Regions from separate parts of the Homo sapiens genome. Here region 2 is linked to region 1. A link is an interaction called in ENCODE POLR2A ChIA-PET data of the cell type or tissue named here. Cell type or tissue: OCI-LY7. All regions are shown on one strand.

Region 1 (8,000 bases):
TTATTGCCTCAAATAAGTTTTCCAAATGTTTAGATTTTTGTTCTTTCTCAGGAACACCAGTTATTCTTAGGTGTGGCTATTTAACATAATCCCAAATTTCTTGGAGTCTTTGTTCATTTTTTAAAATTCTTTTTTGTCTTTGCCTGATTAGGTTAATTCAAAGGCCTTGTCTTAGAGCTCTGAAGTTCCTCTACTTCTTCAATTCTATTTTTGAAACTATCTATTTCAGAGAAACACCATCAGGTGGAGGCAGGCAGGGTTAGGCGGGTCTGAGCTCAGACTCTCCTTGGGCAGGGCTTGCCACGGCCACTGTGGAGGATGGGGGTAGTTATCAGGCCAATAGGGTTATGTTCCAGAGGGGATTATGGCTGCCTCTGTCACTAGGGATGTGGGGGAAAGCTGGTAGCAATAGGCTTCACCCAGTTCCCACACAGTTGGCAAGGCCAGTCTTGCTAATAGCACTGAGTTTATCTCCAGGCAGCAGGACTCAGACCTAGCCCCAGGCTATAAATTTCCCCACTGAGAAAGCAACCATGGCTTTCAGGCCCCACCCTTCCCCATCTGCCCATACTGTCCACTGTGACTCTGCTGTCCTTCCTCCAGCATTTCCTGTTTGCCCCCAGATTCTGCTCAAGAGAGTTTATGTCCAGTCAAAATCATTACAAAGTTCAGCTGGAAGCTTCTTTCACCCTGCAACCTTTCCCAGATTCCACCTGCTGCCTTCCCCAAGTGCCCCTGTGAGACATTGTCAGGCATGGCTTCCCTGGGCTTGAGCTGGAGAATGGGAGTGCCTAAAAGGCTCTTCTCACTGCTGCTTGTAATTTTATATTTCATGCTAAATCCATTTCAGCTCTAGGTAAGGTTAAATCCTTTTCCTGTAATCTGGATTTTTGGATTCCCCAGTGGAGACATGTGTTTGGAGGCAGGTTTCTCCCCTCACACTTTGGGAACTCAGTTTTTAGCTTGTCTTGTGGAATTTGCAGTGGCCTGCAAGGAGAGTGGCCACGTTTTTCAAAGGATCTGTGAATTCTTTTGATTTTCCTAGTACACTTTCACAATGGTTCCTGGAACAAAAGTCCACACTGTGAGTCTCCACACACTGTTCCATCATCTAAGTGGGAGCTGCATGTCAGTCCTATCTCCTGTCTGCCATCTTGAACCCAGTCCTGTGCTGTACACTCTTGCAGAGAAAGGGACATTAGCACTTCCTGTATTGTCTACTGAGTCAAATACTCTTTAGTAACCAGCAGGCTAGGGGGACAATAGCGAGTCACTCACACACCTCAAAAAGAGTGGCTCTCTTATCTAAAGATGAAAAAAAAAATTACTGGGCCTTGAAAAGTGTATTATGTTTTAACAACAAATTAGAAAATAAGGTTAAGCTTAGTCACTGCTGTTCATTATTTCCTGTGATCCAGAGCTGGGCAAAGATGAGCCAGGGGCATGTCATCTGATGTGCTGTTCAGTGCTGCAGGAGTCCCTTCACAATGTGAGTTTTAAATGAAAGTTTTCAGAAGGCTTTATGTGTTTAGAAAACCTAGTTGCAAACTCCATTGATAATTGCATGACTTTTATAGTAAACAACATTTAAATCTTTTAGTGTAGGATTAAAGGTTGTCTGATCTTGAGATGGGTAAAGAATTTCTTGATTTTTTTTTCTCTTTGTAAACATTTTTTAAAAATTGTTTTATTGAGGTGAAATTCCCTAAAATATTAACCATTTTAAAGTGAACAATTCCATGGCTGTTAGTGTATTCACAGTGTTGTGAAACTGCCACTTCTATCTAGTTCCAAAGCATTTTCATCACCCCAAGAAAATACTCCATACCTGTGTAGCAGTCAGCCCTCCCTTCCCTCCTCCCCCCAGCCCTGGGCAACAACCAATCATGGTTCTGTGGATTTGCCTCTTCTGAATATTTCATGTAAATGGAATCATAGAATTTATGACTTTTTATGTCTCCTTTCACTTACAATGTTTTTGAAGTTTATCCATTTTGTAGCATGTACTAGTATTTCATTCCTTTTTGTATGTGGATAAGATTCCATTGTGTGGATATACCACATTTATCCATTCATCTGTTGGTGGACATTTGGGCTGCTTCCACCTTTGGCTATTGTGAATAGTGCTGCTGTGAACATTTGTGAGCTTATATTTGTTTAGGTACCAGTGTTCATTTATTTGGGGTTAGAAATTTCTGGGTCATATGGTAATTTTATGTTTAACTTTTTGAGGAACTGCCCAACTGTTTTTCGTAGCAAGCTGTGCCATTTTACATTCTCACCAACGGTATAAGAAGGTTCCAATTCCTCCACATTCTTGCCAGCTTTTAAAAATTTTCTCCTTTTTTAATGACAGCCATCCTAGTGGTTGTGAAACGGTACCTGGTTTTGATTTGCACATCCCTCATGAGTAATGATGTTGGGCATTTTTTTCGTGTGCTTGTTGCATAATTGCTTGACTTTTATATGTAATTAATCTCAATTTTAAGACCTGACACACAGTTTTGCCACTACTCTCTGCTTGATACCATTGAGTCTAATCTCATTATGCTCTTTAATCAGAAGGTGGCAGCCATCACAGGAAACCCAGAATTCCCAGATCATTGCACCCTCCTGACTTGCAACCCCACGTGCCTCTGTATTGTTGTTTTTGCCCCATCCTTCAACTCCTGAGACCCTTTCATTGTGCTCCTTGGAATTCATATTGCATCAGCGATATAATCCCCTACATCCTCAACCTGTTCTCTAAATGATTTCTTCACCTTGTTCTCTAACTGGAACCTGGTTCTCTCCCATAGCCCTCTTACATGGTGGCAGCATTCTCTCTCCCGCTCCTCCAAGGCCTGGAAATGGAGTAAGTGGCCTCTTTTTCTTCTCTGTCATTCCAGATTACTCTTACCTCTCCTTCCCTACAGGCATCTACCTTTGAGTCTCCTGTCATCGTCACACTGTGTTCCCCACCGTCCCTCCTTCATCCCTTGACAGTTTGAGTTTGTGAGTCACCATCACTCCCTCCAGCAGTGCCCTATCATAATTTTGGTGATTTCAGCATCCACATAGATGATGCTTTCAATTCCCTGACCTCTGCCGTCTCACTCACTCCCTCCCACGCTCAGACCTGTGACTTTAACATTACTAAAAATTTCAACTCCTTCATGATCTGTTTCAAGGCATCCACTTCCTTAACCATCCCTTCTTTTCCTAGGTTTCTCCAGGTGGCACCTTGATCCTGGACTCCAACAGCTTTTTACCCCTCTAGAGTCCTATCCTCTTTCCCCTGGAAACCCTTCTCTGCATGTTTCTGTTTTCCTCCTGAATCAGCTTGGGTTCCATGGTTCTCAGTGGAAGCAGTCCTTTGCATGTTCCCTCAGATCTGTTGCCCATTCTCACTTGGCTGTACTCACGGGGCAAACTCTTTTTTAAATCCCTGAACCTCTAGCACTTCCTTCCACAGCTCCATTCTTTTTTTGGAGAGAGAGAGTCTCACTCTGTCACCCAGGCTGGAGTGCAGTGGCATGATCTTGGCTCACTGCAACCTCTGCCTCTTGAGTTCAAACGATTCTCCTGCCTCAGCCACCCCCACTGAGTAGCTGGGATTACAGGCACATGCCACCATTCCCGGCTAATTTTTGTACTTTTTGTAGAAACAGGGTTTCACCATGTTGGCCAGGCTGGTCTCGAACTCCTGACCTCAGGTGATCCACCCACCTCAGCCTCCCAAAGTGCTGGGATTACAGGCATGAGCCACCACACTCAGCTCTCAATCTCCATTCTTAAGTAATGACCTGGCTTCTTGTGTCACTGAGAACAAAAGCAATCAAAAGAGGACTTCTGGCCAGGAGCAGTGGCTCATGCCTGTAATCCCAGCACTTTGGGAGGCTGAGGCGGTCCCATCATGAGGTCAGGAGTGCGAGACCAGCCTGGACAACATGGTGAAACACTGTCTCTACTAAAAATACAAAAATTAGCCAGGTGTGGTGGTGGGTGCCTGTAATCCCAGCTACTCGAGAAGCTGAGGCAGGAGAATCGCTTGAACCTGGGAGGCAGAGGTAGCAGTGAGCCAAGATCTCACCATTGCACTCCAGCCTGGGCTACAGAGCAAGACTGTCTCAAAAACAAAAAACAAAAACAAAAACAAAAACAGAAAACAAAAGAGGACTTCCAACAATCTCTTCCCTCCACTTGCCCATCTGCCTCTGTTGCTAGACACTGTACCTTCACCTGTGTCAGCCAGCCTCGACACTCCGCTCGCCTGCTCCAGGGCGTTGTTGTGGCAATTCTCCCATCTTACTCCTCTAAAGTCAATTTATTGGATCCTTTCTATTAGCATACAAAGCTATAACTTCTTCCATCTGAAAAACCCCTCACCTGACCTCACACTCTCCCTCTAACAATAGGTCATTTCTCTGCTCCCTTTTAAAAGGAATCTCCTGAAAAGCATCATCTGTTTTCAGTCTGTCTTTCTTTTTTTTTTTTTTTTTGAGATGGAGTTTTGCTCTTGTTGCCCAGGCTGGAGTGAAGTGGTGCAATCTCGGCTCACTGCAACCTCCGCCTCCCAGGTTCAAGCGATTCTCCTGCCTCAACCTCCTGAGTAGCTGGGATTACAGGCGCGTGCCACCACGCCCGGCTAATCTTTGTATTTTTAGTAGAGACGGGGTTTCACCATGTTGGTCAGGCTGGTCTCGAACTCCTGACCTCGTGATCCACCCACCTCGGCCTCCCAAAGTGTTGGGATTACAGGCGTGAGCCACCACGCCTGGCCTTTATGTATATTTGTAATGTATGAAAGATTACCTGCTAATTACATGAGAGAAAACAAAGCTTTCAAGAGAGATGCCAGGCAGTGTGCACTGCACTCGAGTCTCTGACTGAGTGTCACTACTGTGGGACAACTTGATGTGCCTACTGCATGATGAAGCATGACATTCTCAGCCACACTCATGAGTATTCCTATTCCAAATCGAATCAGACCTTTAGACCTACCTTCTGGTTTGCAGAAAATACAGGGGATGGAGAAGCAAGTAAACCACCACCATAAAGGACAATCAGATCCATAATATGGGACCTTTTGTACAACCACAACCCTCATTTCTTCAAATGTCAGTGTGGCAGGGACAACGATAGGCACAAACATGTAACACTTGCTGTGTGTTAGCAACATTTCTAAGTGATTCACATTTATTAACAAATTCATTCCTCATAAGCCTATGTGATGAGAACTATTGTGAGCCCCATTTTACAGTTTTTGCATGTTTGGGCATTTTCTTGGTGATTTTGCTGTTTTAAATGTCCCCCAGGCGTAGTGCTGACGAGTGCAGGAAGGTTGTGATGTGCCTTACAGAGAAAATATTTATGTCAGATATGCTCGTGTGAGTTATAGTGCAGCTGGCTGTGAGTTCTATGTTAATGAATCAAAATGTAGTACATCCAAAAAAGGAAGAGGAAATTTGCCAATCTGTATGTGAGGCCACTCTGGAAAGTGCTAAAGTAACATCTATAGTGCATATGAAACTTTGGGAAAAATAGAAAACAGCTACATTTGTGGATTCAAGAGATGACTTTTTATTTATTTATTTGTCAGTTTGTTTGTTTAAAGCATAGTGGACAGCATTATGGGACTGAAAGCCAAAAAAAAAAAAAAAAGTTTGGTCACGTTACCCAGGATCAGGAAATGTGAAACCCTTCTTGGCTAGTGCTGGCTTGCACGTTTTGAAAGGCGATATGACATGAAAAGTGTTACATTTACAGAAGAGGAAGGTTCCGAGAATCAAGAATCTGAGAAAGAATTTTAAAAATACAGTCTATCCTCATTACAGATTCTGTATTTGCAAATTCTCCTACTTCCTAACATGTATTTATAACTTCATTGATACTTGCAGTGCTTTTGTGGTCATTTCCAGACACACAGAATGGTGAAAACTGTGTTTCTGGATGCACATGTTCCCAGAGAGGGCAAACAAGGCAGGGCTTTGCCTTCTTGTTTCAGCTTCATGCGGAGATGACCAGAGGATAGAGACGGCAGGGGCAGTGCAGTGCAGTGGAAGAAGCTCAGCTCTGGGGCCCCTTGGAGGGGGTTCAAATCCCAGTGCTGGCACCTGTTACTGATGTGGCCTCAGGCAAACGGCTTACCACTTTTGGGCCTCATTTTCTCTTTGGTAAAATGGAAAATAAAATCCACCAAGATGAGTTGTTTTTGCATTTAAGATTATAGTCTTTGTGAGAAACACCCACACATACATTTCCCCAATGGTTGAGTATTTGCTCATTCACCATTTGTGGTGACTTTTTGAAGCAGAACTGTGAATAATGAGGATTGACTGTACCTGCTAAATGTTAAAAAGGAAAGGGGTTATGTGGAACGGCTGGTTTTCAATACTAATAAAACTGGCTTATTTTATAAGGACCTTGGCAGTTGAACCTGTATAAAGCTAATGGCATTTTGGTTGATAAAAATGTTGTGACCAGAGGTTCGGGGTAACCTAACCCTGTATTTCCCTAGGAGCAAACGTTTAGTATTGTCTAATTCAGTGTTTGTGGAGACTTTAATAGAACATAACTACTGTGCATAATGAGAATCAGCTGTAACTGATTTGGTGACTTAAAAAAAATCTGCTAGGCAAATGATTCTGCAAGAGAAGTGTAATATGTTTTACACTGAATCTATTGTTTCTTAAATGAACATGTTTCATGATGTCTGGCTAAAATGACATAGTGTTCCCGGACCAAACTGAGGGTTGGGCTGCTTATTCTTGCGGCCCAATAACAAGATGCAGAGGAACTGAGAAAGAAGAGAGTTGATTTCTGTAACGGGTTATAGGGAGAAGGCCGGGAAAATATCGTCAGACCAACTCAAAATTACGAAGTTTTCCAGAGCGTATATACCTTCTAAGCTATATGTCGACATGTAAGTGTGCATTCATCTAAAGACATGAGTGATTAAGGTCCGAGTCCTGAAGACCTTCCTCTGGAGCCTTAGTAAATTTACTTAATCTAGATGGGTCCAGGTGACAGGGGTGATTACCTTTGTCTTGTCTCCTGCTAAATCATGGAGGTTTGGGGAGTTCCTTTATACCCCAATAAAACTTGTTTGTGGAGGTCTGGGGAGTTCCTTCAGACCCCCAATAAAACTCATTTAATCCTAAATGGGTCCTGTTAATAATTCCTTCTTTATCTTGTCATGCTTCAAAGCCAAGGAAAGGCCTGGGCAAAACTCTTGGTGGGTGTTTGTGACATTCCAGCCTTTGCATAAGGACACTGGCTCTATCAGCTTTTAATATTGAACTTACCCACTCAGTTAGTGCTGAAACAGTTGTCATGGAGGCCTGCCTGTTCAGCTGTTAGTTAGACCTGGCCTGCCACAATAGCATAGAAATTCTGTATCTGTGATAACATTTATTCAGTGTTTCCTACATGCCTGTCACTGTTTTAAGCACTCTGAGTGTAATCTCATTTAACCTTCAGGGTAATAACTGGTAGTAGCAGGGACAGCAACAGACACAAACACTTACGTAACACTTGCTGTGTATTAGCAGCATTTCTGAGTGATTCACGTATATGGACTGATTCATTCCTCATGATAAGCCTATGTGATGAGAACTATTGTGAGCCCCATTTTACAGGTAAGGAAACTGAGGCCAAGGAAGATTAAACATGCCCAAGATTACAGTTAATAAGTGGTGTCCTCAGCCTACACTCCTAGACACTAAACTGTGCCACTTCCTAGAATGGGGAGAATGGGGTGCTCCCTCGACCAGTAAACAAATTAACTGAGTAGGAGCTTGTATTTTCTCGTATTTTATTATGTATTGTTAGTTTTCCGTGAAGCTGAGCTCAAAACTAGTTCCCTTCTTTTTTTTTGAGACAGAGTTTTGCCCTTGTTGCCCAGGCTGGAGTGCAATGACGCGATCTTGGTTCACCGCAACCTCCGCCTCCTGGGTTCAAGCGATTCTCCTGCCTCAGCCTCCCAAGTAGCTGGGATTACAGGCATGCACCTCCATGCC
Region 2 (8,000 bases), 140 kb before region 1:
GAGACTGGGTAATTTATTTTAAATAATAGAGTTTTATTTGGCTCATGGTTCTGCAGGCTACACATAAAACATAGTGCCGGTATCTGCTTCTGGTGTTGGCTTCAGGAAGCTTCCAATCATGGTGGAAGGTGAAGGGGGAGCTAGTGGATCACATGGTGAGAGAGGGAACAAGAGAGAAGCCAGGCTTCTTTAAGCAACCAACTCTTGGTGTGAACTAATAAATAGAGTGAAAACTCACTCATCACCAAGAAAATGGTCCCAAGCCATTCATGAGGGATCTGCCTCCCTCCCACGACCCAGGCACCTCCCACCAGGCCCCACTTCCAACATTTTGGATCACATTCCAACATGAGATTTGGAAGGGACTGATATCCAAACCATATCACTTGGCCTCTACCATCTACCATCCATCTACTTAATTGTTTAGTTCCAGTACACATGTGTAGCAGTAGCAGCATTGGTAACCTGCATCCCCATGGGAAGCAACTTTATCAGCTAGAGTACAATTCTTATGTGCTGTTCCTTTTGCCTTTACTCTTACAGATGCCACTCACTTGCAAAGTCACTTAGGTTACTCTTTCTCCTACCTCCTTCAGTAAGGTTGTTTCCTACATTTGTAATACAATTAGATTCTTTTGTCACAGGCTGGGTTCTTTCCTAGGATCCCCTGACTTCCTAAATGATTCTTCTTTTCAAATTTGCATATATCCAGGTTCACTCTTTGTGTTGGACAGTTCTATGAATTTTGACAAATGCATGTCACATATCCACCAATACAGTATCATACAGAATATTTTCACCATCCTAAAAATTCCCAATGCTTCACCTGCTTATTCCTCCCTTCCTCCCCTAAACCACTAGCAACCCCTGATCTTTATAATGTCTTTATAGTTTTACCTTTTCCATCTTCTGCATTTTAAATTCTTTACACTTGAATCTCTTGAGCACCCACTGACAATGGCTGGCCAGTCAGAACTCATAGTCATTATTCTATTATTCTGCTCCTCTGGAGGGCACAGAAAGTTGGACTTCTCTTTGGAATAAAGTAGAAGATAGTTATGAAAGCTAAAATGCATTATCTTAACAACACGTCCATGTTTCACAGTCTGCACTATTAGTGCCATTATCCTCTAATAAAAAAGTGCTTTCATTCTAGTCTTCCTGTAAAGCCTGATTTGGTGGATAGATTTGCAGTGCCTGTGTTGTACTTCCTGTTTTCCTCAGCCCAGGATAGTGATTGCTATTTACTCAGCAAACAGTTTTGGAGGCACATTCTGGAAGCCATTCCTCCTGCTCTGTGAACTGCCTCCCTGGACCTTTGGTAATGATGTTTATTAACTCTGGTGATATGATTGGGTGAAAGAGACAAATCAGATCCTCACTTAGAAATTTGAATTGATGAGATAGCCGGTTGGGATGAGCACATTCCTGGAATTCTAGAAGGTGTCATCTTGGGAACTGAAACCACTATGTTCATTTCTGGAAAAACAGAGATTGGAACCAGAGGGAGAAAACACTTCCTCTCTGTTGGTTGGATTTCCAGTCTTTGCTCCAGCCCTTCCTAAGACCTGGCCACCTTCCTTGGCTCCTGTGAGATGCCTTGAGCCTCATTCAGTAAGTCACCCCGATGTATCCTCAAGCAACCAAATTAGTTTCTGTTACTTGCAATAAATAAGTCATAGGGAATTTATCTATGTTTTAAATTTGGTCTTTTCCTCTGCGGAGTGCTGTTCTAAGTGGATTTGATATGTCAGACTTATTTACATTAATACTAAAGCATTATAAAGGTCATGATAGAAATCTGTGTAAGAGGCAAAGAAAGGAGTGGTTGAGTCTACCTGAGGGCAGGAGGACACAGTCCATGAAAGAGGCGATCTTTCCAGGTGGTCTGGGCAGGGCATTCTGGGTAGAAGGTACAGTATGAGCAAAAGCCCAGCATTTGGAATCATCTTCAGGAGTTGCAGGATGTTTGACATAGGGTGTGACTGGGGGCAGTTGGTAGGCAGGTGAGATCCAGGCTGTGAGTGCCTCATGCTGTGAAGTTTGACTTTATCTTGTAGATCGAAACCACAAATGGGCTTTGGATGGGCTATTTGTGGCCTGCATATGTGTTTTGTTTTGCTTGTGCAAATGTTTTCCATCACTAGTTGCCATGATTTAAAAATCAAATGCTTTCCCTTAAACATCTGAATATGTACAAATTACCACTGTCTGAAATTTTTTGGAAGATTTATTAATAGATGGTCTAGCAGTAGTGGGCCTGCATTCCACATGGCACAGGAAATGGGGTATGTGGGCCCCTGTTGCCATGGTCTCACCTGGTCTACCCCATACACTGACTTTGCTTTCCTATCCTTATAGGCTTGGGCTGGAGGTAGTGGGGCCAGTGACTTGCTTACTTTCATTTGTTTCCTGTTTGGTCAGCAGTGGTCCCAGTGATGACCGCCTTACTATCTCATTAACCCTTTTCCTTTCTGAGGTGATTTTCCATTCCAAACTCTTTAGACACAAAACTGCTCTGGAGCCAGGCATGGTAGCTCACTCCTCAGGAGGCTGAGGCAGGAGGATCGTTTGAGCCCAGGAGTTCGAGGCTACAGTGAGCTATGATCATACCACTGTACTCTGGCCTGGGCAACAGAATGAGACCCTGTCTCTTTAAAAAAAAAAAAAAGAAAAGAAAAAACAACTCCAGTGTGTGTCTTCTAGATGTTTTTGTTTCACTTTCAGGGACTTGTCTTGCTGTCTTTTAACTTTGTCATTATTACTATTTTTTAAAGCAAAAGAGAAAGTTTAAAATACTGGCATAAAGGTTAAGTGAATTGTCATTGTGTTTTTAATAACTGAGGAGGGCTTTTGTTTGGAATGATATTTATAGTAAGTTGTTCTTTTTCAATTATTAGTTTATTAAAATAGTAAATTTTAAAACCTAGTATTTCTTGAACTTTAAGCTCAACTTGTAGATAAATTTTTATTTATAAAGTAGTAATTTTCATGTCAAAAATGGTTTCACTTATTCATTGATTAACCTCACTTAGTTTCTAAATTTAACAAATTAAAGTTATTAAGGCTGTTAGCACCACTTAAAGATTTAATCAGAGTCCCTTGATGTTTTAAACTGTAATCACACATTTTAAGTATCTGTTTCTCTCAAACACCTTAACTAAGGCTGATAACAAAACCGAGGAGCAAAGTCAGCCTCATACTTCAGCAGCTCTTGGGAATTAGTGCAGTAATCCTACTGGAAGCCAAGAGGAAAAAAGAGTGCGTTAGTCCAGTCAAGGTTACATGTTTTGAGGTATTGATTGATTGATTGTCAGCATACTAGATCAGTTTGTACCTTCCAAGGTGCTCCTTCCTATCTCAACAGCTAGTTTCTTTTCTCTTTTTGTGTTTTAAATCAGGCAGCCTCCAGAACCAGAATAGGTTCAGAGAGACTCTCAAAAGCTGGTTGCTTGATAAAAACAAAGCATACTTGTGAGTAGGAGGTTTGGGTGTCTGTAGTCTTTCAGCTGGGGGTTACCTATTTGCATAGGTTGCACTTGTCTGCAGCCAGGTGTGCTAAACTACCCATCATGTAAATTAACAGAGGCTCTTGAATGTACTTTTTTTCTCTAGTCAAGCAGTAAGGATTTATTCTTTTCATTTTTCACAACATAGCAAAAGACACCTCGTTAATAGCTTTTCACTATAAAGACTGTAAAGATTGAATTACTTTCTCATTTGGTTGGGACTCCTAGTGGAGTTGGACACTGAAATTCCTTTGCCAAGGCCCTTGGCCCCACCTCACATGAACGCTGTAACTGTCGTGTAATTTCTTGTGTGGGGCCTAGTGTGGGCACCGGTGGGATGCTGAACCCCGGCTGTGACACCGACTTTGTCTTGTCTTATTCTCCAGTGTCCTATTGACCTCCTCCTGGAATCTCATTATTGATGTGCACAAGGGAAGTAAAGTAATGCAAGGAGGCACAGCCTCACATTATTTAGAAGAAATGCTTTTGGAGAGGCTTGAAATCGATTTTTTGAAATCTAAATATTAGAACAAAAGAGATATATTTAGTCTGCATATCTTAATAGGAGTCCCGGCTTACAATAAAAACATTTATTAAACAGTTAAAGATGGAAAGCAGAGATAAGCAACCATTTTCAGGAGAGGGCCAGGTGGATGAATCAACACAATTGGTCTTTTTGGCAAGAATGTTAAAACCTGTTGGTTTTGATTTTGTTAATTGGAAACAGCGAGGGAGATTAACAGGTGCCTGAGAAGTAATTAATCAGGGATTTAGAGAGCTTTTATGTTATCAGGGAAAGGTGATTTTGAAAGTGTCCACTCCAATATTTAAGAGTACTGAGTGGAACAAACATTTACATTTTTACTGTATTGATTAGCTTACTCATTGGTGAGCCATGGACTGTGGAAAATGATCATTTGTGGGGGTGGGTGATAAAAGACTAAGAGTCAATTTAGAGTGAGGTTTGGTGCATGAAAAAAGGTGTCAGATATTTTACTTCTGACTGCTCATGAGAACAAAGGCATCATAATGCTTATAACCAACCTGTTGTTACACTTGACTCCTCTGTTTTTAGAGGCAGTGGGGTGGCCACTCACTCTACACTTGCCAAATCACCCAATTAGGAAGACAAACCAAGAAGGAACATTTTACGTGACTTTAGAATTGGGGAAATAGGTGAGTAGGAAGCTGTACAAAATATGCACATTGATTTCTGCATGTTAACTTATTTTGGGTTCTAGAATGTAGAAGCCAGTATCAGTGCATCCATGTTTGTGTGCTATAGCCTTTTGGATAGAATTTGATCAGTATCAAAATAAATACATGCATACTTATTGTACATTAATTATTTCCCTCCTGGAGACAGTGCTGGATTCTTTTTTTTTTTTTTTTTTTGAGACGGAGTTTCACTCTTGTCACCCAGGCTGGAGTGCAATGGTGCGATCTTGGCTCACTGCAACCTCCACCTCCCGGGTTCAAGCGATTCTCTTGCCTCAGCCTCCCGAGTAGCTGGGATTACAGGCTCCCACCACCACACCTGGCTAATTTTTTATATTTTTTAGTAGAGACGGGGTTTCGCCGTATTGGTCAGGCTGGTCTTGAACTCCTGACCTCAGGTGATCTGCCCACCTCGTCCTCCCAAAGTGCTGGGATTACAGGCGTGAGCTACCACTCCCGGCCTGGATTTCTCTTAAAGGGTGTTGCGTGGTTGGTTACAGATAATTTTTTTTCAACTTTTATTTTAGATTTGGAGGTACACGGGCAGGTTTGTTACCTGGGTGTACTGAGTGATGCTCACGTTTGAGGTATGAATGATCCTGTCACCTAGGCACTGAGCATGGTATGCGATAGTTTTTCAACCCTTGCTCCCTCTCCTTCCCTACTTTAGTCGCCCCAAGTTTTTATTGTTGCCACCATTATGTCCATTAGTACCCAATGTTTAGCTTACACATATAAGTGAGAATATGCGGCATTTGGTTTTCTGTTCCTGCATTAATTCGCTTGGGATAATGGCCTCCAGCTGTATCCATGTTGCTACAAAGGAAATGATTATTTTTTTATGGCTGGGTAGTATTCCATGATATATGTGTACCACATTTTATATATCCAGTCCACCATTGACAGGCACTTAAGTTGATTCCATGTCTTTGCTATTGTGAATAGTGCTGTGATGAACACCTGAAGGTCACCAGAGAATTTGAGGACAGGAGTTGGGAGGCGAAGTGGAAGGGAACAACTCCAGGAAACCACCAATAAGAGGAAATTTTATTCATGGTAATGGTTTTTTTTCCCCCCTGTTACCATTCAATGGCTATTTATTAAAAAAAAAAATGTGTTCAAAGCAGTGCACTGGATGCAGATGAGGATACGATAGAAGACAACAGGCATGGTAGTGGTTCACACCTGTAATACCTGTGCTTTGAGGCCAGGAGTTCAAGGTTACAGTGAGCTCTGATTGTGCCACTGCACTCCAGCACGGAGCTTGGGCGACAGAGTGAGACTCTGTCTCAAAGGGAAAAAACAAAACCAAACAAAACAAAACACAATAGACACATCCCCGTAAACACAGGGAGCTTATACTCTAGTGTAATGCTGTTCAATGGAACCTTCAGCAGTGATGGCAATGATATATAGGTATGTTGTCCAATATGGTAGCCAGTAGCCACATGTGGCTATTGAGTGCTTGAAATGTGATCAGCATGACTGAGGGATTGAATTTTTTATTTTATTTAATTTTATAATCATTTTAAGTTAAATAGTTGCACATGGCTAATGACTAGTTGGGCATTTGTAGTGGGTCAAGTGAGTTCTAGTTCTAGTCTTCATATTTAGAACACCTCATTTGCGGTAACTAGGAAAATTTGATACTAAAATCCAGAGTCTCGGGCTCAAATAATTCCATATACTGGGAAATCAGAGTCCCATCTTGGATATATTTTTGCTGTGACATTTCCCAAAGTGGGTTCCATGGAATGCTAGTCACATGAGATATACTGACAAAAAGAGTGCTGTGGTTAGTAAGGTTGGGAAACACTGCCTGCTGCCATATCCTTCTGGAGCTGCATAATGAATACAAGCATATTTACAGACTCTGATAAGTCACACAGTAAAGAAATTGATACTTGGTAGAGATGTATTTTGGCTCAGTTTCCCAAACTTAGTTGGCGATAGCACTCTTTTATTCACCAATACCTCTGAACACTTTTCGGGAAATGCTATTCTAGGGAGATAACTGATCTTGGTTAGGACCGTCTTAAAAATGAAAGGAAGAGGCTGGGTGCAGTGGCTCATGCCTGTAATCCCAGCACTTTGGGAGGCCGAGGTGGGTGGATCACTTGAGGTCAGGAGTTCGAGACCAGCCTGGCTAACATGGAGAAACCCTGTCTCTACTAAAAATACAAAAATTAGCCTGGTGTGGTGGCGGGTGCCTATAATCCCAACACTTGGGAGCTGACACAGGAGAATCACTTGAACCCAGGAGGCAGAGGTTTCAGTGAGCTGAGATTGTGCCACTGCACTCCAGCTTGGGCAACAGAGCAAGACTCCGTCTCAAAAACAAACATGCAAACAAACAATCAAAAAATAAAGAAGGAAGAAATGGTGGTTATAGCCTCTGGTTAGTTCTTGGTTCTCCGAGAATATGAGAGTTCTCCCATTCTCCTAGATTTTGGTGGGTTAGAGATATGACAGAATCGGGGCATAGAATTGCATATTGCACATTTGGGCACTGAAAAAACGCTTCTTGTCAGTAACAATATCTTTATTTCAGAGTTTTATATACATATATTTTGTTGTGTTCACCTTGGTTAGTCAGTTTTCTAATTGTTTCTGAGTTAGCCTGTGGTCTACAGTAGTCTAAGGTAGCCTGAATTAATACATGCACAAAGAGGTTGAATAGTTTGATTTTGCTTTTCTCCTATTTAGGTTTATAAAACTAGTACTTGGGCCGGGCGTGGTGGCTCACGCCTGTAATCCCAGCACTTTGGGAGGCTGAGGCAGGTGGATCACGAGTTCAGGAGATCGAGACCATCCTGGCTAACACGGTGGAACCCCATCTCTACTAAAAATACAAAAAATTAGCCAGGTGTGGTGTTGTGCGCCTGTAGTCCCAGCTACTCGGGAGGCTGAGGCAGGAGAATCGCTTGAACCTGGGAGGTGGAGGTTGTAGTGAGCTGAGATCGTGCCACTGTACTCCAGCCTGGGCGACAGAGAGAGACTCCATCTTAAAGAAAAAAAAAACAAAAAACAAAATAAAAAAAAAAACCTAGTACTTCTGTGTCCATTTACACTTTCTGACTCCCTTTACAAAAGCCTACAGGGTCTCCAGGGGTGGTATTATAGTCCCCTCATTTACTTGGTATAAATTAAAAGCACAGAGTCTATTATATATCAACCCCAAATGGCATTTTAGAAATTCCAGTTAGATTGTATTATAAATCAGTTCTTATGCTGTTATATATGCGGGTGTGTGGGTATATGTGTGTGTGTATG

What was found. ChIA-PET counts read pairs that join two places held together with the same protein. Peaks named below come from ENCODE experiments on the same cell type or tissue, not always from the same donor. Only the 100,000 strongest peaks of a DNase experiment are listed, where the experiment ranks them.
Region 2: POLR2A ChIA-PET joins it to region 1 with 6 read pairs; 2 of 35 experiments call an interaction of 5 or more read pairs at or near these places.

What each region holds. Positions count from the first base shown.
Region 1 is chr3:31,770,644-31,778,643 of GRCh38, reverse strand. The region is part of intron 4 of OSBPL10 (oxysterol binding protein like 10); the gene reads left to right. Among named protein-coding and RNA genes, the nearest start is that of OSBPL10-AS1, 70 kb to the right of the region's middle. In OCI-LY7, no CTCF peak of the experiment used is centred here; no DNase peak of the experiment used is centred here.
Region 2 is chr3:31,913,001-31,921,000 of GRCh38, reverse strand. All of the region lies in intron 1 of OSBPL10 (oxysterol binding protein like 10), which reads left to right. Among named protein-coding and RNA genes, the nearest start is that of OSBPL10, 64 kb to the left of the region's middle. In OCI-LY7, no CTCF peak of the experiment used is centred here; DNase peaks (open chromatin) are centred at 2,040, 2,320, 2,670 and 3,500; H3K4me3 peaks cover 4,215 bases; H3K27ac peaks cover 6,292 bases.